3 separate regions of the Homo sapiens genome follow, and regions 1 and 3 are each linked to region 2. The links are chromatin loops, found by intact Hi-C in ENCODE. Cell type or tissue: heart left ventricle. All regions are shown on one strand.

Region 1 (8,000 bases), 48 kb before region 2:
CAGTGCCTTAAGCGGTGTTTCACAGAGAGGGAGCAAGGGGCAGCGCTTGTTAAAATGCAAATTCCCTCAGCTCCACGTTAAAATGCAAATTCCCTCAGCTCCACCTTGCCTCTTCCAAATCAGAATATTTGAGGGCAGGCCCCAGGAAATCTGCCTTTTAAAGTTTTGGGCTATTCAGAAGCACACCAAAGTTTAACCACTACCCTAAAGGGAAGGAATAACAGTCAGGTAGTAACAAAGCTCTGTTCTGAGTGCTTTATGTGAGTTTATTTATTGTGAGACAGAGTCTTGCTGTGTCACCCAGGCTGGAGTGCAGTGGCGCCATCTTGGCTCACTGCAACCTCCTCCTCCTGGGTTCAAGCAATTCTTGTGCTTCAGCCTCCCAAGTAGCTGGGATTACAGGCATTCACCACCACGCCTGGCTAATTTCTGTATTTTTGGCAGAGACGGGGTTTCACCATGTTGGCCATGCTGGTCTTGAACTCCTGACCCCAGGTGATCCGCCCACCTTGGCCTCCCAAAGTGCTGGGATTACAGGCATGAGCCACTGCAAGTTTATTTATTTAGTCTTCACAAGTGTTAATGGCCTCCCCATTTCACAGATGAGGAAAGTGAGGCACAAAGTAGTTAGATAACACCTCCCCACTGACCCCCAACCCAGGGCTGCATTGCTAGGAATCAGCCAGGTGTGGAGGATTCCTGCCCCTATGCTCAGTCCCCTACCTCTGACAGCTTCTGGACAGAGGAGTAGAGACGGGATCCCATGGTGGGTGGGGGTGAGGGCTCAGGAAGCACTGGTCCCTACAAGATCACGCTGGCCCTTTCCTGTTTGCCTTGTTTACCAGGCAGGGGCCCTCTGTGTTTCTGGGCAGGAAGTCCTGAGCAGGGGCTGTGCCAGGTGTCAGGGGCAAGACTGGGAGATGGTCCAGGAGTCTGAGCCGGGCACTACTCTGAGCAGCTGTCTGACCTGGGGCACATAGCTTCCCCATCTGTGTATGGGGTGGGGTCGAGATTTGGAAGAGGTAGTTAAGAGCTTGGGTTCCGGCATCAGATAGACCTGAGTTCCAGATCAAACTCAGCCACTTATCATCTGTGTGATCTCCAACAAAGCACTTCACCTCTCTAAGCCTCAGTTTCCCCTTCTGTAAAACGTGGCTAATAATAATAGTGCCTACCCTCCAAGCCTGTCATGAGGGTCAAAATATATTGTTGGCTGTCCGTCTTCTTGGGTTCTGCATGCGGGGATTCAGCCGACAGTGGATCAAAAATATTCGGGAAAAAATGGGTGGTTGCATCTGTACTGAACATGAACAGAGCTTTTTTGTCCTGTGATTGTTCTCTAAACAATACAGTGTAACAACTACCTACATAGCATTTAGATTGTATTAGGTAGTATAATTGATCTAGCACTGATTTAAAGTATATGGGAGGATACGTGTAGGTTTTATGCAAATATTACATCATTTTATATAAGGGACTTGATGTATACTGGTATTCGAGGGATATTCTGTAATCAGTCCCTTATGATACCGAGGGGCGACTGTATATAAAACTGCCAGCCAGGTGCAGTAGCTCATGCCTATAATCCTAGCACTTTGGGAGGCTGAGGTGGGAGGATTAAACTCAGACTGGCCTGGGCAACATAGTGAGACCCCGTCTCCACAAAAATAAAAAATTAACTGGGCATGGTGGCACTTGCCTGTAGTCCCAGCTACTTGGCAGGCTGGGGCAGACAGATCATTTGAGACCAGGAGTTTCAAGGCTGCAGTGAACAGTGATCACTCCACTGCACTCCAGCCTTTGAGACAGAAGGAGACCCTGTCTCTTTAAAAAAAAAAAAAAAAACTGCCAGGCATGCACAAGCCTCTCTGCTAGTCCTTACGTGGCAACAGACAGGATGCTGGATGATTCCCTATGCATGAGTGTGCACTTCTTTTTCTTTTCAATCAACTATTTGTTTTCCCGAATTGTACATTTTTCTCTTACCAAAGGCTGGCCACCTGGGTCCTCCCACAGTCCCTACTGAGAAAAGTCCCAGAACCAAAACTGGCTTCCACCTCGGCTCACTGTATTTGTGCTTTGTGAGTTTGCCCAGGTTGCACTGAGGGCAGGTGCTGCTGATAGTGTCTTTTTTTTTTTTTTTTTTTTTTTTTTGAGATGGAGTTTCGCTGTTGTCACCCAGGCTGGAGTACAATGGCACAATCTCAGCTCACTGCAACCTCCGCCTCCCGGGTTCAAGCAGTTCTCCTGCCTCAGGCTCTCGAGTAGCTGGGACTACAGGCGCCCGCCACCATGCGCGGCTAATTTTTGTATTTTTAGTAGAGATGGGGTATCACCATGTTGGCCAGGCTGGTCTCGAACTCCTGACCTCAGGTGATCCTCCTGCCTTGGCCTCCCAAAGTGCTGGGATTATAGGCGTGAACCACTGCTCCTGGCTGATAGTGTCTTTTCGTGATATAGACCAGGGGGTTGGCAAACTATGCCCACGGGACAAATCTAGCTGACCGCCTGTTTTCGTAACTAGTCTTATGGAAACGCAGCCACTTGCCTTCATGTATGTGTCATCTTGGTTGTTTGCATTACAGTTGCAAACTCGCAGTGGAGCTCTTGTGGCCCACAGAGCCAAAAACATGGGTTTTATGACTTCACAGAAGCTTGCCTACCCCCAAGAGAGATGATAAAGCAGGGTCGTCGAAAGTTGGGGAAACAGTTTGGGTTCTGGCATCAGATAGCCTGAGTTTCAGTTCAGGCTCAACCAATTACCATCTGTGTGACCTCCAACAAAGCATTTCACCGCTCTAAGCCTCAGTTTCCCCTTCGGTAAAACGTGGCTAATAATAGCGCCCACCCTCCAGGGTTGTCATTAGAGTAAAAATGCACAGTTGGCCCTGTACATTTTGACTCTAAATGACAACGAACAGGGAGAAGAAGTCACCCCTGATCCCACCTGACCGGACCACGCGTTCCTTAGTTTGTGTGTATGTCCCTGCCAGTCTTTATCCATGTGCTGTAATGACTGATCCTAACATCAAAAGGCGGCCAGGCGTAGTGGCCCATGCCTGCAATCCCAGCACTTTGAGAGGCCTAGGCAGGAGGATTACTTGAGCCCAGGAGTTTGAGACCAGCCTGGACAATGTATTAAGACCCCATTTCTACAAAAAATAAAATATTAGCCGGGCATGGTGGTGCACTAGCTACTTGGGAGGCTGAGATGGGAGAATGTGCTTGAGCCCAGGTGTTTGAGGCTGCAGTGAGCCATGATTGCACCGCTGTATTCTAGCCTGAGCAACAGAGCAAGAAACTGTCTCAAAAAAAAAAAAAAAAAAAAAAAGAAAAAGAAAAGAAAAGGAAAAGAATTAAATGGTAATAGTTTTCTTATGCTGGCTCTGCCTGGCTTGATGGAAGTTACATAGTTCCCATGACACTCTTCCAGGTGTTATTCCCATTTCTCAGATGAGAACACTGAGGCTCAGAGAGCTGCCCAAGATTGACCCAGGACACCCAGCCTTTGAGTGGGGGAGCCAGGATGTGACCCCCAGCCTCATCAGTCCCCACCCCTGGCTAGTCCCTAACAGAGTGCTGAACTGGGCCTCTGAACGGGAGACTGGGACAGTGTGTGGGACCCTGCTTTGATGGTTTTAGGTAAAAAAAAATGCAAAGCAAGACAGGGAGGAGAACACAGGCTCTGGAAAGAGAGAGACTTGAGTTTTCCTTCTAGCTCCCCTGCCTCCCAGCTGCATGGCCTTCGGCAGGTTCCTTTACGTCTCTGAGCCCCAGGAAATGGATGGTTAATAAGGGAGGGTCAAATAGGGTCAATGGTTAAGACAAAATGCAATGATATATGTAAAACCCTTAGTTCAGTGCCTGGTATATAATAAGGGCTCTAAGTCTGAACTAATGTTTTTTTGTTTGTTTGTTTGTTTGTTTTTTAGGCAGAATCTCTCCCTGTCACCCAGATTGGAGTGCAGTGGTGTGATCTTGGCTCACTGCAACCTCTGCCTCCCAGGCTCAAGCCATCCTCCCACTTCAGCCTCCCAAGTAGCTGGGACTATGGGTGTATTATCATCAAGCCCAGCTAATTTTTGTAAAGAGAGGGTTTTGTCTTATTTTCCAGGCTGGTCGCAAACTCCTTTGCTGTAGCAATCCATCCCCCTCAGCCTCCCAAAGTGCCGGGATTATAGGCATGAGCCACCATGCCTGGCGTGAGCCACTGTGCCTGGCCTGAGCTAATATTTTTAAGGCTGCATGCCAGCCTCCCTGCCCTTTTTCCCTCTTGAACCACTCTTCATGCTTTTTATGCTCAAGCAGTGTCCAGAGCTTCAGAATTATTTTTCCCTTACTCACACCCCATTGGAATCTGGAGGGCTTTCTTGGCTGGCTTCCCCCCGCAATAGGTCAGAGGTCCCTGATTCCCAGGGACCCTGCCCAAGAGACCTGCGTCTCCCCAGCTCTGCAGAAGGTTGAGGCGTGGTGGGTGGGAGTTGGTGTGGTCAGCGTGGTCTGGTAGGGTTGGGAATAGCCATGGCAATGGAATGTTGGGAGCTGGTTCCCATGGGGAGGAATTGCAGGGCTGATGGCTGAGCCTGAGCACGTGGGCACTGGGCCCTGCTCCAGGGCCACTCTGTAAGTGCAGTGACCTCCTGAGCTGGCTTTGTGCACTGCCAGCTCCCCGCTGTTGTCCCCTCCCTGCCCCCCTGCCGCTTTTCTCTTGGGAACCTCCTGATCTGCTGAGCTTGGAGAAATGATGATTTAGAAAGTTCCTATAGATTTGAGCCAAAATTCAGTGTGGTCTCAATGCAAATGTCACTCCCTTCTTTCCTTCTTTAACCCCTGGGGAATGCCTCCACCTCTCATCATGGGCATTTGCTTCTGAGCCTTTATCACTGGTGTCATTGTCTCACATACTGGTTTCTTGGCTCCCCACTGGAATGTCAGCTCTATGAAGGCAGGAACCTTTGTCTGTTGCCCTTGATGTATCCCAGTATCTTGAGCAGGGCCCCGCACATGGTACTTGCTCAGTAAACATTGGTGGAATGAATGAATCTGAGTCTAAGGGGATCTCTTAGATTGATTAGCCCCTCCCTTCCAGGGACATTTCAGGGTCAATGGAAAGAGGGAGCAAAGTTTCCTCCCATGGTCTCCTGCTGCCCATTTGTTTTTTTTGTTTTTTTTTTTGAGATGGAGTCTTGCTCCATCACCCAGGCTGAAGTGCAGTGGCATGATCTCGGCTCACTGCAACCTCTGCCTCTCAGGTTCAAGCAATTCTCCTGCCTTAGCCTCCTGAGTAGCTGGGAGCTCCCAAGCGCGATCCCCCACACCCGGCTAATTTTTTTTTTTTTTTTTTTTTAGTAGAGAGGGGGGTTTCACCGTGTTAGCCAGGATGGTCTCGATCTCCTGACTTCGTGATCCACCTGCCTCGGCCTCCCAAAGTGCTGGGATTATAGGTGTGAGTCACCACACCTGCTGAAATGAAACCCCGCTGTTTCCAACAACCGATTCTGGCTTAATCTGATTATTTTTTTTTTCTTTTTTCTTTTTCTTTTTTTTTTTTTTTTTTTGAGACGGAGTCTTGCTCTGTCGCCCAGGCTGGAGTGCAGTGGCATGATCTCGGCTCACTGCAACCTCTGCCTCCCAGGTTCAAGCGATTCCTCTGCCTCAGCCTCCTGAGTAGCTGGGATTACAGCCACGCGCCACCATGCCTGGCTAATTTTTTGTATTTTAGTACGGAGGAGATTTCACTGTGTTGGCCAGGATGGTCTCGATCTCCTAACCTCGTGATCTGTCCACCTTGGCCTCACAAAGTGCCGGGATTACAGGCGTGAGCCCCTGTGCCTGGCTGCTGCCCCTGTTTTATGAGCCGCATGACACCACGCTAGGGTTGGCACCTTGGAGGCAGAACCGCATTTGGAAACTGGCCTTTCCTCTTACTTGTTGTTTGGCTTCTGCTAATCACTCCATCTCTTGGAGCTTCAATTTCTTCACTTCTCAGATGGGGATAAAAATCTCCACCATACAAGGATTTGCTGAAAACAAGAGCCAGCAGGCAGGTAGCACTTGCTCTGGGCCAGGTGCTGTTCCGACATGCCCTAATTTATTTATACCTCCCAGCACTCCTGCAAGACTAGTTTCTCATTTGCGCTAGGCACATTTCAAAGTGCCCTTCTAGGAGGTGTTACAGGCTGCGTATCCCTTTATCTGAAATTCTTGGGACTAGAAAGGTTTTGGATTTCAGATTTTTTTTTCTTTTGAGGCAGGGGCTCCCTCTGACACCGAGGCTGGAGTGCAGTGGCATGATCATGGCTCACTTTAGCCTTGACCTCTGGGGTTCAAGTGATCCTCCTGCCTCAGCATCCCAATTAGCTGGGACTACAGGCAAGCACCACCACACCTGGCTAATTAAAAAAAAATTTTTTTTTGTAGTGATGGGGTCTCACTTTGTTGCCCAGGCTGGTCTCAAACTCCTGGGCTCAAGCGAGCCTCCTGCCTCAGCCCTCAAAGTGCTGGGATTACAGGCATGAGCTACCACACCTAGCTTGAATTTTTTCCGAGTTTGGAATATTTGCATCATACTAATCAGTTCAGCATCCATACTCCAAAATGTCTGATGAGCTTGCTTGCTTGCTTCCTTCCTTCCTTTTTCTTTCTCTTTCTTCTCTCTTTCTCTTTTTTCTTTCTCCTTCCTTGCTTTTCTTCTTTTTCTTCCTTTTTTCCTTCCTTCCTTTCTTCTTTCTTTCTTTTTCCTTTTCTTTCTCCTTTCCTTACCTTTCCCCTTTCCTTTCCCATGCCCTACCTGGTTTCATACTCACATCAGCCCAATCAGGCGGGTGGTGCCATGTCCTCCCCCTTCCCCTCCCCCGCCTCCTTTCCCCCTCCCTCTCCCCTCCCCTTCCCTTTCCTTTCAAGATGGGGTCTCGCTGTATTAACAGCCCAGGCTGGTCTTGAACTCCCAAGCTTAAGTGATTCTCCCACCTCGGCTTCCCAAAGTGCTGGGATTACAGGTGTAAACCACCATGCCCCACATCCGATGAGCGTTTTCTGTGAGCATCATGTTGGCACTCAACAAGTTTTGGATTTTGGAGCATTTCAGATTTTGAAATTTTGGATTAGGGCTACTTGACCTGTATTATCATCCCCATTTTACAGACGAGAAAACCAAGTCTCAGAGAGGCTAAGTGACTTGCCAAGGTCCTTCAGCCAGTAGCTGGTGCAGCAGAATGTTGAACCCAAGCAGTCTGGGCCCATAACATGTATGGCATACAATTCAAAAATTACTAGTCACTTTATTATTTTATCATATGGAAAGACAATAAGATGACACCATCAAGTTATGTTTTTAGGAGAAAAATATCACCTACCACCCGAGTACCACCCCTGGTAGCAATGTTTTTTGTTTCTTTGTTTTGAGGCAGTCTCATTCTGTCATCCAAGCTGGAGTACAGTGGCTCGATCATAGTTCACTGCAGCCTTGATCTCCTGGGCTCAAGCAATCCCCCAACCTCGGCCTCCCGAGTAGCTGGGACTACAGGCGTGCACCACCCCCTGCTTGGTTAACTGGTAGCAGTTGAGTCATATTTCCTTCTTGTCTTTTTTCTTAAGTGTGGTTTCTATTTGTTGGCGATTTTGCTGTGTGGTAGAGTCGTGCTCACCCTGCACCCACGTGGGCCTTTCTTAGCTTAAAATGGAGAACATGCCACCACCTGCCTGACTGGGCTGATGTGAGTATGAAACCAGGTAGGGCATGGAAAGCCCTTGCTTTGGTGTTAAATACACAGGGGTGCTGTGTATTTAATATATTCCTCCTACAAGAAAAGGAGGGGCTGGGTGAAGTGGCCCACACCTGAAATCCCAGCACTTTGGGAGGCACAGGCAAGAGTATTGCTTGAGTCCAGGAGTTTGAGACCAGCCTGGGCAACATAGCGGGACTCCATCTCTACACAAAAATACAAATATTAGCCAGGCATGGTGGCATGCACCTGTAGTCCTGGATACCTGGGAGGCTG
Region 2 (8,000 bases):
TCTGGGGTCCTTTGGATTTTTTGACACATTAAAAAATGTGTTACTTTTTTAAAAAACCTCCCATGAGATTCACTCTAAGGAGTCTTCAAGCACGTAGTTTCTGCAAAAGGATCGCTGCAGAGAAAAGAGTTCTTTACCGACCTGGTGGGGCTTTGTTTCTGTGCCTACAGGGCCCGTGACTACTCTGCGCCAGTCAACTTCATCAGCGCAGGGCTCAAGAAAGGGGCAGCGGAGGAGGCAGAGTTGGAAGATTCTGATGACGAAGAGAAACCTGTTAAGCAGGACGACTTTCCTAAGGATTTTGGACCAAGGAAGCTAAAAACGGTAGTCTCTATTGCAGGATTGTGACCCTAGGAATATCCTTCAAAGGTCATTGTGGCCCAAGCATTTTCTAGCCAGGGAGAAACTCATCTGGAATGAATTTCGTGAGTGTCTCCTTTTGGTGGCAGGTTTCTGTGAGTTGTGAAGTGTGTAGTGCAGTCTCTTCCTTCCTGACACGTTATCACACACATTTTTGGTTCATATGACACTTTTCATAGTGCTGTATAACTTAGGCCATTTTCCTGTTGGCCAAGCTTTCTTAGATTTTTCTTCATTTTGTTTTTCCATTAACTAAGCTTTGATTTTTCTTTTTTGCAGGGTGGCAATTTTAAGCCCAGCCAGAAAGGTTTTGCAGGAGGAACCAAATCTTTCATGGACTTCGGCAGCTGGGAAAGACACACAAAAGGAATTGGACAGAAGCTTCTTCAGAAGATGGGCTACGTCCCTGGACGGGGCCTCGGGAAGAATGCACAAGGTATTGCACCTTTGTCGTCTTGCATGATGGAGGAGGGCAGGCATAGGGAAGGAGAGGGGCGTTGGGAGAGGAGGTTTGCTTTTCCCTTTTAAAAGCACTTTATCTCTCCAGCCTGGTTTGCCAGCACAAGACATTTGCGTTCCTAAGCTACCTTGCTTTATCAAAGCTCAAGTTAAATAAGTAATTGTTTCAACAGCAAGGAAAGGGTTAGGGTCTAAAACAGGCTGCAAACAGGTTGAAAACAGGCTTTTTTTCTGGTCCTGACCAGTGCTTCTAAAAACAAAAATGAGGCTGGGTGTGGTGGCTCATACCTGTAATCCCAGCACTTTGGGAGGCCAAGGCGGGTGGTGGATCGCTTGAGGTCAGGAGTTCAAGACCAGCCTGATGAACATGGTGAAACCCCGTCTCTACTAAAAATACAAAAATCAGTTGGGTGTGGAGGCATGTGCCTGTAATCCCAGCTACTCAGGAGGCTGAGGCAGGAGAATCGCTTGAACCCAGGAAGTGGGGGTTGCAGTGAGCCGAGATCACTCCAGCCTGGGCAACAGAGCGAGACTCCATCCCTGAATAAATAAATAAATAAATAAATAAATAAATAAATAAATAGAATAAATAAAAACAAAAATGAATTAGTTGCTAATATTTAAAAAACAGACAATTTCACCTAAAATTCTAGATTTTGCCTGGCAGTAGTTAGTTGAGGCAAGTGAGAACTGCTCCTGGGACGATGGACATGGCCTTCTCTTGGAGGCAGTCTCCATTACCCCCTGTTGTCTTCCACCCCAACCCACAGGAACTTTTCTTGGTCCCAGAGTCATTTGAGTTTGCCATCCCTACTCACAAGGGTTTTAATTTTGTGGAAATAACCCTATTTGTCCTTCAGGAATATCAGTAAAACATCGTGCATAGTTTTTGTAATAGCTAGAGCCATATGGCTATAAAACTGGCTGAGCAAATCCTGCATTGGTTACTTCCATCTTCCTCTAGTAGCCCAGTCTCCTCCTGTCTTCTCATGGCCAGCCCCATTGAGACACAGCCCCTGTCACACTCTTACCTTCTTGAGACCAAAGCCTCTCAAACCAAACAGTTGGATTCTTCCTACAGGAACATTTCCCCCTCTTCTTGAGCTATTTCCTATGCATGATTGCCAAGTAGATATAATCAAATGTATCCTACATATTCAAATTCCAGTCTCTAAATAATAATAATAACATTATTATTTTTTGAGACAGAATTTCACTCTTGTCACCCAGACTGGAGTGCAGTGGCACGATCTCAACTCATCTGCAACTTCCACCTCCTGGGTTCAAGTGATTCTCCTGCCTCAGCCTCCCGAGTAGCAGGGATTACAGGCACCCGCCACCACGCCCAGCTAATTTTTGTATTTTTGGTAGAGACAGGGTTTTACTGTGTTGGCCAGGCTGGTCTCGAACTCCTGACCTCAAGTGATCCATCCTCCTCGGCCTCCCAAAGTGCTGGGATTATAGGTGTGAGCCACTGCGCCTGGCCTCTAAATAATTATTAAAGTGAAATCCAGGTTATGTGTTGAAAACATTAGGTACATGAAAAATACATGAACTTGAGTAAAGATACACTGAATGAGAATGAGGGGACAGTTTTTTTGCTTTTTTTTGATACAAAGTCTCACTCTGTTACCTAGGGTAGAGTGCAATGGCATGGCATGATCATAGCTCACTGCAGCCTCAACCTCCTGGGCTCAACCCTGCCAAGTAGCTGGGACCACAGGCACACTCTGCTGTGCCTGGCTAATTTTTTCTTTTTTTGTAGATGGGGTCTTACTATGTTGCCCAGGCTGGTTCAAGACCTTGGCCTCCCAAAGTGCTAGGATTACAAGCATAGCCACCACATCTGGCCCAGGGATAGCTCTTATTTAAGACTTCAGTGGAACTAAATGGAAGGGGGGCAGGGATGGAAAATTTGGAGTCAGGGGAACGTCTTCATTGAAATGTTGTGGTCCTATTCGTAAACTCTTTTATGAGAAAAACAACGTTTATTTCCAGGGCTTAAACTTGTTATAAAAAAGTTAAACACAGGAGATAGGAACTCCTAAGTAAAATATGTGAGGAGTCTTATATTAAATTGCAGCTTCACTTCAGTCAGAATCAGTATAGTATTGGAATTATTGCATTTTCCCTAATAGAGGCTCCCAAAGAAGTGAAGCATAGAATTTAGTGTGCTGGAGTTCTCAGTTATAAATGTAGTGTTCTGTTTTCTTCCTGTCCACTAAACAATCCAAGTGGAAATGGAAATCTATTTGGGATATAAATAAACTAGTCAGCAGACTGTTCTGTGGTAGCATAAATGCTCATAAGTTTCAAATCACAAGGGACAAGAGTAGTGTTCTGAGGGCAGAGAATAGCTCTCCTTCCTGAGTAGCATGTTATTTTGTGGAAGGAGCAAGAAACTGTCATTTCACTGAGTGGCTGATTCACATACATGAATTGCTGTGATCGTAAGACTCTCTTTTTTTTTTGCTGAAATTCCTCAGGTATCATTAACCCAATTGAAGCCAAGCAGAGAAAGGGAAAAGGTGCTGTGGGGGCTTATGGATCCGAGCGCACCACTCAGTCCATGCAAGACTTCCCTGTGGTTGACTCAGAGGAAGAAGCTGAAGAGGTAACTGGAAGTCAGGAGACATGGGTGGATGGTGTCCTGTCCATTTCTAATGGCTGTTCATTTATCCCTTCATTCTGTTAGTCCTCAGATGTTTATTGTACATGTACCGTATGCCAGGTACTGGGCTGAAGGCTAGGTGCACCATGATGAGAGGGCTAGGGTGGACAGAGAGTAAACAAGCAGCTGTGGTGTGGAAGTGGCAGTTGAAATGGCAGAAGGTGCCAGGAGCTGCCTAGACAGAAAATAAGGCTGGGGGTTGGGAGGTGGTGTTGACCTACTTTTATAAATAGGCTGGTCAGGGAAACCTTTTGGGAAAGGAAACATTTCAGTTGAGACTTGGCAGAAGGGTGAGCTGACAAGCCAGAGGACACTGAGAGGCTCTGAGCTTGGTGGTTAAGAAACCATAAAGGAAGCCCTTGCGGTGGGAGGGCGGTACACAAAGCAGAGGGGAAGGAAGTGCATTCAGAGGGGTGGGTGGTCCACAAGACAGCCATGACAGCCATTTTTAGGTGCTCAGGTTTCATCCCAAGTGCAGCAGGGAGCCATCTGCTGGCAGCTGTGTGTCCCTTTTCCCCAGTGATAGAAAGGGCCAGCTCTCTTGATTGAAGTATTACTCTTTTCCTGTTTGAATTTATGGGGGAAAGCAGGATGCTGCAAAGAGACATGTTACTCTTCATGTCACTGACCTTTTCATGAAAGAGTTATTTGATAAATGTGGGATTGACCACTGTGAGTCAGGTGTTCTCAGAAGCCTACAGGTGCCAGGCACACCACAGAAGCAAGTAAGATGAGCCAGGTGCTAGACAATAAAGAGTGGTGGGGACTGTGGCACAGAGGTGAGGCTGTAGTCTGTCTAGAAGGTAAATCTTTATTCAGCTCTAGGTGATTGTTGCTTATGAGGATGTGGGCTCAGTATTGCCTGATCCTCTGATTTTCCCAAAGTAGCCAGATGTCTAGATACTTTTAGAGAAAAAATGACAAGTCTTAACCAGTATGAGAAAAACATAGTGACAACCCCAAAACCAACTTCTGTGGGCTGGACTTTACTACCGTCACACTAAGAAAGTTTACAAATTTGTGTTCGTAAACAGGCCGTATTCAGAGCCGTCCTGGGCTGCGGGTTGGACAAGCTTGCCTTAGCTCCTCCTCTAGAAAGGTTTTGCAGACCCTGATTGTAAGAGACACCTTTGCTTTGAGAGTTAGGGCCTGCTTATTTATCTTCATTTTAAAGTTAGAAACAAGGTTTTGTGTGCTTAAAAAATCCTTTACATTGCATTTCTAAGTTTTACATGAGGTACATTTAAAAGTAGTATAGTGCCTGCCCATAGTAGATGCTCAATAAATGTTGTTTCGTTTATCTTTATTTTTGTTTCTCCCTCCCATCTGGTGTACCTGCCTTCTGAACCTCATTATTTGTAAGAGGGCGAATGGGGTCAAGGAGTATCATTAGATAGTTTTGGTGTCTTGCAGGTGCATCCTTTCCTTCCTTCATATAGAGCTTGTAAATAAATCTAAGACAGTGAATGGTGACATCTGCTAATGGTCTCAGCTACCTCACCTGTGGTAAAAAGTGGTTGTTCCTTGCTGCATCTGACTGTATTCTTCTGGTTCAGGAGTTTCAGAAGGAGCTGAGCCAGTGGAGGAAAGACCCAAGTGGAAGCAAGAAGAAGCCCAAATACTCTTACAAGACCGTGGAAGAGTTGAAGGCCAAGGGCAGGATTAGCAAGAAGCTCACTGCTCCCCAGAAGGAACTTTCTCAAGTCAAGGTACAGGGGCCCTTGGACACCTGGTACAGGATCCACACCCCAGAAATAATCACTGAACATGTTCGAGGGTTTTTTGGATCTTTTAGCTAGGCTTTTTTTTTTTTTTTTTTTTTTGGTACCTTGCTTTTCTCACTTATTTATAGGAGTGTAATGAATAGGAACATGCTCACATAGTATTAATATCATGTTCCTATTCATTACACTCCCATATTTAGTAATAGTTACCAAGTTCCTTCTCTGCTAGGCACTCTTCACGGCACTACACTGGTAAACCAAATGATGTTCCTGTGTTTCTGGAGCTTACATCAGTGAATTTAATAACATTCTTGTTATTAAAAACTCAGTGCAAAGTGTTTATAATGAGCACGTAATTCCAGAGAGTGGCTGTGCTGTATTATTTGATCCTACCTCCGTTGTTAGACATTTAGCTTTTATCTGGTTTAGTTTGGGTTTTTGGCTGGTTAGTTTGTATATAAAACTTTGTCTTTGTTTCAGACATTTTTTAAGGATAGACATGTACATGTGCAATCACCATGTTGAATACAAAAGTACTTAAGGCATTTAAATACTCAGAAGGTTGTATTAACTCTCTCTGACCAGGAGGGCAGGAGAGAGTCCCCAGGGCTCCTTAGCCAGCATTGAGTATTTTCTTTTTTTAAGATAGATTAAATTTTCAGCCACTGTTACGTCCATGTAGTGTATTAAGTTTTCCATTACTTGGCTGGGGATGGTGGCTCACGCCTGTAATCCCAGCACTTTGGGAGGCCTAGGCGGGCAGATCACAAGGTCAGGAGATCGAGACCGTCCTGTAACATGGTGAAACCCCGTCTCTACTAAAAATACAAAAAATTAGCCGGATGTGATGGTGGGCGCCTGTAGTCCCAGCTACTCGGGAGGCTGAGGCAGGAGAATGGCATTTACTCAGGAGGCGGAGCTTGCAGTGAGCGGAAATCGTGCCACTGCACTCCAGCCTGGGGGACAGAGCGAGACTCCGTCTCAAAAAAAAAAAAAAAAAAAAAAAGTTTTCCGTTACTTTTCCAAGTAGTCAAAGAACAGTGGTGACAGTTGCCTGTTGTCATTTGCTGTAGGATATGTAGTGTGTCATAGACCTCAAAGAAAGCCTTTAGTGGGGTTCTCAAACGTGCTGTTATCTGGACGACCTGATAAGAAATAAGAGTGTCTAGGTGCCTCCCAGGAATTGAGTCTAGACTGAACCTCAGGACTCTTTTTTTTTTTTTCCTCCAGTGAGTCTAAAGCTGGTGGTTCATGGATCACACTCTTACTTAAAAAGTGGTGATGAATCATTCTGTTTCAGAAGTGTAGTCCGTATTCACATTTCCTGTTTTCCTAAAATATTGGAATTAGCTCATTGTCTAGGTTGCCTTTGTTCAGTTAGCCTTTTGTATATTTTATTTTGTTTTAAAATTAAAAGGCTGGGCGCAGTGGCTCATGCCTGTAATCCCAGCATTTTGGGAGGCTGAGGCAGGCGGATCACAAGGTCAGGAGATTGAGACCTTCCTGGCTAACACAGTGAAACCCCATCCCTACTAAAAATACAAAAAATTAGCCAAGTGTAGTGACGGGCGCCTGTAGTCCCAGCTACTTGGGAGGCTGAGGCAGGAGAATGGCTTAAACCCAGGAGGCGGAGCTTGCAGTGAGCTGAGATCGTGCCACTGCATTCCAGCCTGGGCAACAGAGCGAGATTCTGTCTCAAAATAAATAAATAAATTAAATTTAAAAAAACTTTGTTATTACACAGCAGTGTGTAGTACATTTTAGAAAATTAGGAAATAGGCAAAAATGTAGAAAATATTTTCCATCCTTCCAAGATTACCAAATGTTAACATCTTGTTATACATCCTAGATCTTTTTCTATGCTTATGTGCATTTTTTAAATCAAAATGTGATATTCTGATTGTATGTTACCTTCTTTGATCAGTACAGCTTCTACCTTTCCATTAAAATAAATTTTCACATCTACTAATACTCAGTCCCTATTTAAATTTCATGTTTCCCTAAAAAGTCTTCTCCATCTGGCTTGTTCACAGTGATCCAACCTAGAACTGCTTGCTGCATCTGATTTTGTCCCTGGAGTCTCCTTTAGGCTAGGACAGTATGGTTCCCACTTTACAACACTGCCCTTCTCCAGCTCTGTTGAATAATGTGGTTTCTACACACTTCCCCTGTCATGGGGCCTTCCCCTGGGCTTAGCTGTGTGTTTAACAGGGCTGCAGCGGTGTTAACCTTCATCCCTCTATGTTTTCCAAGGTCATAGACATGACAGGCCGGGAGCAGAAGGTCTACTACAGCTACAGTCAGATCAGCCACAAGCACAACGTTCCCGATGATGGGCTGCCGCTACAGTCCCAACAGCTGCCACAGTCTGGCAAAGAGGCCAAGGCCCCCGGCTTCGCGCTGCCCGAGCTGGAGCACAACCTGCAGCTGCTCATCGACCTCACGGAGCAGGAGATCATCCAGAATGACCGGCAGCTACAGTATGAGCGGGACATGGTGGTCAACCTCTTCCACGAGCTGGAGAAGATGACCGAGGTCCTGGACCACGAGGAGCGGGTCATCTCGAACCTCAGCAAGGTCCTGGAGATGGTGGAGGAGTGCGAGCGGCGGATGCAGCCCGACTGCAGCAACCCCCTCACCCTGGACGAGTGTGCCCGCATCTTCGAAACCCTGCAGGACAAGTACTATGAGGAGTACAGGATGTCCGACCGTGTGGACCTTGCTGTGGCCATCGTCTATCCACTCATGAAGGAGTACTTCAAGGAGTGGGATCCCCTCAAAGTGAG
Region 3 (8,000 bases), 150 kb before region 2:
GCCCGGATTAGTCTTTTATTTAACTGCCCTCTTCTTAGTACCTACTATTTTCTAGAGTAGGGATGCTAGGAAGTGGTCCTGAAGTAGTGGTTCTAGAGTTGCAGCATCCACATTGCTTGAGAACGTGTTAGAAATCCAATTCGAGGCCAGGCGCGGCGGCTCACCCCTGTAATCCCAGCACTTTGGGAGGCCAAGGCGGGTGGATCACCTGAGGTCAAGAGTTCAAGACCAGCCTGGCCAACATGGTGAAACCCCATCTCTACTAAAAAATTAGCCGGGTGTGGTGGCGGGTGCCTGTAATCCCAGCTACTCGTGAGGCTGAGGCACTAGAATCACTCGAACCCGGGAGGCGGAGGTTGCAGTGAGCCGAGGTCGCGCCACTGTACTCTAGCCCGGGTGACAAGAGCCAGACCCCATCTCAAAAAAAAAAAAAAGAAAAAGAAAAGAGGCCGGGCACGGTGGCTGGCTCACACCTGTAATCCCAGCACTTTGGGAGGCCGAGGCAGACAGATCACCTGAAGTCAGGAGTTCGAGACCAGCCTGACCAACATGGAGAAACCCCGTCTCTACTAAAACTACAAAATTAGCCAAGCGTGGTGGCACATGCCTGTAATACCAGCTACTCTGGAGGGTGATGCAGGAGAATCGCTTGAACCGGGTAGGCAGAGGTTGCGGTGAGTCGAGATCATACCATTGCACTCCAGCCTGGGCAACAAGAGCGAAACTCCATCTGAAAAAAAAAAAGAAAAGAAAAGAAAAGAAAAATACAATTCAGGCTGGGTGTGGTGGCTCACGCCTGCCTGTAACCCCAGAACTTTGGGAAGCCTGGGGGACAAGCTTGCTTGAGCCCAGGAGTTCCAGACCAGCCTGGGCAACAAAGCGAAACCTTATTTCCACAAAAAATACAAAAAAATTAGCCAGGCCTGGCGGTGTGTGCCTGTAGTCCCAGCTGCAGTGAGCCCTGGGGAAAGAAAGGAAGGCCCAGACATCTATGTTTCAGTAAGCCCACCAAGGAATTCTGATGCACACTCAAGCTGGAGAACCACTGTGCTAGAACATTCCAGCGACCTTCAGAACCAGACTATTCCGGGTTTACATTTCAGTTCTGCCCATGCCTCTGACCAAATGTGACCTTAGGCAAGCTCCACACCCTTCCTCAGTTACTTGTCCATAAAGTAGAGATAATAATGGAATCCACATCATCAGGCTAAATGAAGGAAGTGTGATTAGCACAGTTGCTGGCACCTAGTAAGGGCTCACGACATATTTATATTATTAAACTACAACATCTCTTTTGTCACATTTCTGTGAATATTGTTTATCATCTTCATCGCTCACATAAAGAGGCTCAGAGAGGCAATGAGAGCTGCCCACAGACACCGTAAGGCACTCAGGTAGATTTAAGCCTGTCCTTTTAGATTCCAACTTCCCCAGCTTTCTCTGGACTACACATCTGTTGCTGGGACCAGCCCTGGTCTTCAGAAAATACAAACCCAATTCAACAAACCTATAAAACATTTCCAATGTGCCCAGCCCAAGACCATTGCAGGAAGCTTGAGAGTCCCAAGGAGGCTTTAGACACAGCCTCCTACCCTGACAGAGTTAACAGTCCTGCCAGGGTGGTAAGACCCATGTGAAAGAGTTAGAGAAAAGGCAAGGCAGTGTGTGGTCACAGCATTGCCCAGAGTATGCAGCCCACTATCAGGGTGGGACCAATGTAATCACAAAAGTCCTTTTTTAAAAATGTTTTGGCCGGGCGCAGCAGCTCACGCCTGTAATCCCAGCACTTTGGGAGGCCGAGGCGGGCGGATCATGAGGTCAGGAGATCGAGACCATCCTGGCTAATACGGTGAAACCCCATCTCTACTAAAAAATACAAAAAATTAGCCGGGCATGGTGGTAGGCACCTGTAGTCCCAGCTACTCGGGAGGCTGAGGCAGGAGAATGGCGTGAACCCAGGAGGCGGAGCTTGCAGTGAGCCAAGATCACGCCACTCACTCCAGCCTGGGCAACAAAGTGAGACTCTGTCTCAAAAAAAATTTAAAAATAAATAAATAAATAAATGTTTTGAGACAAGGTCTTGCCCTGTTGCCCAGGCTGGAGTGCAGTGACAAGGATCATAGCTCACTGCAGCCTTGAACTCTTAGGTTCAAGGGATCCTCCTGCCTGAGCTTTTGTCATCACACAGGTCTACGACTTCCCCCTAATTCACCAGTCTAGTCTCCCTAGACACAAACAAAAAGGGAAATATAATTTGGCATGACACATTCTAACTGAATACAGGGGATCCATAGAGGTCACCACTTCCTTTCTTAAGTATTCCCAAGCCACCTGTTTTATAATCCATTCCCAAATTCTCCTGACTGTCAGTCTATCATTTCCAATATCTACTTGGAAAAAAATGAAGCCACCTGTTCACCCCAAACTTTCACACTTCATCCTATACCCTGGGGCTTCTTAAGGATGAGCAATAGTGAATCTATGATCCTATCTCCAAGTATCTTTGGTTCTAGAGATATTATAATCAAACTTAGGTTTGGCTGCTCACTGCTTGAAAGCCAGACACCAGAGATAAGGGCTGATGGGAGGAAAATCAGGTTTACTTAAAGAGCTAGCAAAACCAAGAAGTTAATGGACTATTTATTGTTCTAAAGTACCATATTAAGTCATATTAAGTCAGTACAAATTTTATGCTGTTTTTATGCTAAAGTCAAGTGGAAGAGGCTCACCGTGGTGGCTCACGCCTGTAATCCCAGCACTTTGGGAGGCGAGGTGGGCGGATCACCTGAGGTCAAGAGTTTGAGACCAGTCTGGCCAAGCATGGTGAAACTCTGTCTCTACTAAAAATACAAAGATTAGCCAGGCATGGTAGCGTGCACCTGTAATCCCAGCTACTCAGGAGGCTGAGGCAGGAGAATCACTTGAACCTGGGAGGCGGAAGTTGCAGTGACCTGAGATCGCACCACTACACTCCAACCTGGGCAACAGAGCAAAGGGGAAGAGAAGGGAGGTTGAATTGGGATCAACAGATGACCAATTACCACTGACACCTGGGCACCAGTGAGGGTCCAAGAAGGTTGTGAACTTCTTTGTCCTTGGTCAGGTCACAATGCTTTTATAAATCTTTCACAAAACATAGATGATTTACATACTTCTCCTTTAATCCCAGAGTTAGTTTTTAAAAACTACGTGATTGCTTTTTTCTGCATATTATCTCAGTGCTCTAAAATTATCCTAGCCTACGTACAGGAATGGGAAAAGGCCCCTTAAACAAAAATTGAGTTAGTTATGTTAGTTCTTTTGCTGTTTCGCTGTTACAAAATCTTTTCAAGGCAAGCAGTGGGGAGGTGGCGGAGGGGAGCAAAAGGGGTGACCATTAGAGGATACCGTGGCTCACTGCAAATAGACTGTAACTCAGATGGACTCGGGACAAGCCGTGAACTGAGTAACGCAAGGAAGGAGTGGACCCTCATGTTCAGCAGATGCCAATACCTGTGTGGCCTCCTCTGCTCCCAGTTCTCTAACATGGTACATTTCTGCATCATGGGGTAGACCAGACTAGCCCTTCTGGGGGATTCAGCTGGTCCTTTGCCCTCATTTTGCCCATCTGTTGAGTGCCTTTGTGGTGAGCAAAGTCTTCCCTAGCATCTTCCATTTCCCTACGGAGGGTTGGACATCCTTTGCAGTTCATGCTTGGTTTGAGAAGTAGAGCTGGCATCCTTCTCTCCTCCCCATCAATGTAACTGTGACCCTCACCTTATCCTGTGGGTAGACTTAGGACATATGCTAGGAAGAGCAAGCCCCGAGATGGTAAACACCTTCCAGGAAACATGTGTAGGGCTAACTTGGACCCCAGGAGCCCATAAGATAAGAGTACCCCAAAGAGACACGTCAGTATTCCTGCTCTGCATGATACCACTCTGAAACCCCAGATTTCCAGGAGAATTCTGACACTGACAACATATCAAGGAAAGGGGAGCCTGAGTCTCTCTTCTCTTTAGTCCTAGAACAGCCCTTGGAGAAACAAGAGTGGCTCTGGAGGCCAGGGTTCCCATTGCAATTCTGTTATCAGCCCACTGGGTGCCTCTTTAAAAAAAGAGAGAGAGGGCCAGGCGCAGTGGCTCATGCCTGTAATCCTAGCACTTTGGGAGGCCGAGGGGGGCAGATCACAAGATCAGGAGTTTGAGACCAGCCTGACCAGCATGGTGAAATCCCCGTCTCTACTAAAAATACAAAAATTAGCCGGTCATGGTGGCGGCGCCTGTAATCCCAGCTACTCAGGAGGCTGAGGCAGGAGAATTGCTTGAACCCGGGAGTTGGAGGTTGCAGTGAGGTGAGATCATGCCCACTGCACTCCAGCCTGGGTGACAGAGTGAGACTCCGTCTCAAAAAAAAAATAAATGAATGAATAAATAAAGAGAGAGAGAGATAGGAAATTCACATAATCTAAGGTCGGGCACAATGCCTCACACCTGTAATTCCAACGCTTTGTCAGGTTGAGGTGGGAAGATCGCTTGAGTCCAGGAACTCAAGACCAGCCTGGGCAACATAATGAGATCGACCCCCGGCTCCACCGCATCTCTACAGAGACCTTTTAAATATTAGCCAGGCATGGTAGTGTGTGCCTGTGGTCCCAGCTACGTGGACGGCTGAGCAAAGAGGATCACTTGAGCCTAGGCGTTAGAGGCTGCAGTGAGCTCTGATTGCACCACTGCACTCCAGCATGGGCAACAGAGCAAAACTCTGTCTCAAAAAGAGAAAGAAACAAACAGAAAAGAAAGGGAAGTCGCATCCTCTAAAACTAACCATTTAAAGCGTATGATTCAGTGGCCCTGAGTACATTCACGATGTAATGCTGCCACCAGGTCTAGCTAGTTCCAAGACATTTTCATCACCCCCAAAATAACACCCCACACCCTTAAGCGGTTACTTCCCAGTTTCCCCTCCAGCCCATTGTCATATGTGACCTTTTGTGCTGGCTTCTTTCACTCGGCATAATGTTTTTGAGGTTCATCCACATTGTAGCATGGCTCAGCACTTTATTCCTTTTATGACTGAATAATATTCCATTGTATGAACAGAACACAATTTATTCATCCATTCATCCACTGATGGACATATGGGTTGTTTCCACCCTTTGGCTAATCTGAATAGCGCTGCTATGAACAGGCATGTGCAAGTATTTGTTTGAATCCTTCTTTTCCGTTCTTTTGGGTACGTACCTCTCTGTTCCACGTTTCCTTTTCTATTCCCCCACCTTGCCTTAGTCAGAGGGATTATGGAGTCAGTAGCAAGGTGGGCTTCCTCACATACACCCTCCCATGTTCCCAGCTCCACTTCTCTGCCGGGCCACACCTGTAGCCCTTGGAGGAAGGGCTCTGGGCAAGGCCAAATTTTGTCTTCCCTCCAGCCATGTTACTGATGGAGACTGGTCCATCAGGGGATCAGGGGATCTCTTTTCTGACAGCTGTCCCCTGAGCAAACAGCTCCTGGTTTTACCCAGATAGAAAATCTCATTTGAGTCATCAAAGCGGCCATCTTTACCTGTGGTGAGCATGGGGCTCCCTGAGTTCAGCAGTGAGTGATTGTAGAGCAGAGGAGAGGAGAGCTGCATTTGGTATGGCCCAGAAAGAATGTGCCTTTCAACAATTCCCTGAAACTACAAAATTATTTCCCTGCCACCCCCTCCCCGGCCCTGTAATCACCATCAGATGCAATGAACTTGACCCCTTGCCCACTTACTTGCCAGAAGACTTTCCAAGTGCTTTACCCACACTCTGTCTTAGCACCCTCTAAGGAAGTATCGGTGTCATCTCCAACTGGTAAGGAAAGCGAGGCTTAGAGAGGGAAAGTGACTTATCCGAGGTCAGCCAGCTAGAATGTGTGTAGTAAACCTGAGATTGAAACCCAGTGCTGTCTGATTCCAGAAGCTGCCCTCAGACTCTCTGAAAACCCATCTGCATCATCCTGAATCCTTTTTTCCCCTAGGAAGGGATGTACCACCCCTCAGCCAGCTGAACAATGACCCCACTGCCATGCTTGGGTCACTCCAGGGTCTGTTCATCTGGGCATGGGCTCAGGATCAATGCCATGGTCAACTAGAGCTCAGTGGTCTCCAAAATCTTATCTCTGTCCTGCCCCCAGTGGCGCCTAAATGTGTGAAAGTCAGCAGTCTCTCTAGATAAAGGATAAATGGGGATTATAAGCCTGGATCACCCCAGATACAGATCCTGAGACACGGATTCAAATGCAAGTTGTTTATTTAGGAGGTATTGGTACCAGGAAGCCTTGGTAAGGGAGCAGGTTAGGGAGACAGGGAAGAGGAGAAATCTGGAATAGGTACATTAAAGAGGATACTTGTCAGCAAGGACAGTCATAACAAAATACCATAGACTGGGGTGTCTTAACAAACAACTTAAGGAGGCTGGAAGTCCAAGACCAAGGTAGAAGCAGGGTCAACTTCTCCTGAGGCCTCTCTCCTCGATTCACAGATGGCAGCTTCTCACTGTGTCCTCATGTGGTCTTTTCTCTGTGCACACACAACCCGGGTGTCTCTCCCTCTTCTCATAAGGACATTGGTCCTGTCAGATTAGGGTCTCACCCTTTCTACCTCATTCTACCTTAATTACTTCTTTAGAGGCCCTATCTTCCAATGTAGTCACATTGGGGGTTAAGAATTCAACATAAGAATTTGAGTGGAGAGAGCACAATTTACTCCATAACTATGAGCAAGTTGTTAGCGACTAGAACTCAGTCCTGCTGAGGTCTTCTGGGAGACTGTCGGACACACCCGACATGTCCTACCCCAGGTCGAGGATGTCGTGGAACTCCTCCACTCACTTTTTTTTTTGAGACGGAGTCTCGCTCTGTTGCCAGGCTGGAATGCAGTGGCATGATCTCGGCTCACTACAAGCTCTGCCTCCCAGGTTCAAGCAATTCTGCTGCCTCAGCCTCCCGAGTAGCTGGGACTACAGGCGCATGCCACCACACCCAGCTAATTTTTGTATTTTTAGTAGAGACGGGGTTTCACCATGTTGGCCAGGATAGTCTCAATCTCTTGACCTCGTGATCCACCCGCCTCAGTGTCCCAAAGTGCTGGGATTACAGGCGTGAGCCACTGTGCCCTGCCCTCCACCTGCTTTTATCTCTTATGGTTGAAGGATGATCCCTGGACATCAACTTCTTGCCACCTCCAGGCTGCCCCTTGCACAGACCAAGCATGTGCCCTCATCCAATTGACACAACAGCTCCCATGAGCTGGGCACTGTTGTCTGCCTTGGGCACACAAGGAAACAGGGTTTGAGAAGTGATGGGCAGCACCCGGGGCCTGGTCTCCTTCAGTCTGCAGGAATAGTGGGGAGGAATCCACCAGGGACTGCCAGGCTCTTTGCCACCTGACACTCTGTCTTGTTTCCTTTCTCTGCCTTCCTCCCAGCCAGGGCGGGCAGTGAATACATGGACTCAGGAGTCAGACAGAACTAAATTTGAATCCCACCCTTGCCCCTTACCCACCATGTGACTTTGGGTAGGGAACTTCAACCCTCTGGGCTTCAGTTTCCTCTTCTGTAAAACGGAGATTACATAACCTCACTTGCAGGGCTTTTGAAAGAACTAAGTGGTCTGAGTGCAGAAAACACATGGCCCTGTCACATTGCTCAGTAAATGCTCTCTCTCTCTCTCACATTAGTATGAAATATGACTTTGAACTATTATTTTTCTGAATTTTTTCCTCCTTCCTGTGAATATTCTGTGGTTCCTGCTCCCAGTTTTTGGGCCTCATGCAAGTGATTTGACTTCAGCCTGGTAGTCTCTCTCTCTCTCTCTCTCTCTGTCTCGCTCTCTCGCTCTCTCCCTCTCACTCTCTCTCTCTCTTTCTCTCTCAAGGCCATTAGAGACTCCCCACAAGACCTAGAGTTCTTATACCTGGTTAGTTATTATAAAGGATCTTAGAAGCTAAACAGACACCAACACTGTCTGCAGTGCACACACATATCAAGTCC

The links. Hi-C counts contacts between places; a loop is a spot of excess contacts. Peaks named below come from ENCODE experiments on the same cell type or tissue, not always from the same donor. Only the 100,000 strongest peaks of a DNase experiment are listed, where the experiment ranks them.
Region 1: a loop joins it to region 2, with 2.4 times the contacts of the local background. A loop is called at or near these places in 5 of 110 quality-filtered maps.
Region 3: it touches region 2 in a loop (5-fold over the local background); 81 of 110 quality-filtered maps call a loop at or near these places.

The regions. Positions count from the first base shown.
Region 1 is chr22:26,547,215-26,555,214 of GRCh38, reverse strand. The region is part of intron 1 of TPST2 (tyrosylprotein sulfotransferase 2); the gene reads left to right. It overlaps MIR548J (microRNA 548j), which reads left to right; the gene lies at 1-3. Among named protein-coding and RNA genes, the nearest start is that of MIR548J, 4.1 kb to the left of the region's middle. RefSeq lists a silencer at 4,618-4,912. In heart left ventricle, no CTCF peak of the experiment used is centred here; a DNase peak (open chromatin) is centred at 4,638; H3K27ac peaks cover 2,166 bases.
Region 2 is chr22:26,499,099-26,507,098 of GRCh38, reverse strand. It overlaps TFIP11 (tuftelin interacting protein 11), which reads left to right. Exons shown (of 15, transcript NM_012143.4): 5 at 171-324; 6 at 640-796; 7 at 3,306-3,433; 8 at 5,047-5,199; 9 at 7,468-7,995. Among named protein-coding and RNA genes, the nearest start is that of TFIP11, 9.4 kb to the left of the region's middle. RefSeq lists an enhancer at 1-1,019 and a silencer at 3,991-4,060. In heart left ventricle, a CTCF peak has its summit at 3,976 (motif pointing left); DNase peaks (open chromatin) are centred at 3,858 and 7,868; H3K27ac peaks cover 1,928 bases.
Region 3 is chr22:26,648,762-26,656,761 of GRCh38, reverse strand. It overlaps a transcript of MIAT not described here. Among named protein-coding and RNA genes, the nearest start is that of MIAT, 4.8 kb to the left of the region's middle. RefSeq lists an enhancer at 6,517-7,318. In heart left ventricle, no CTCF peak of the experiment used is centred here; no DNase peak of the experiment used is centred here; H3K27me3 peaks cover 3,943 bases.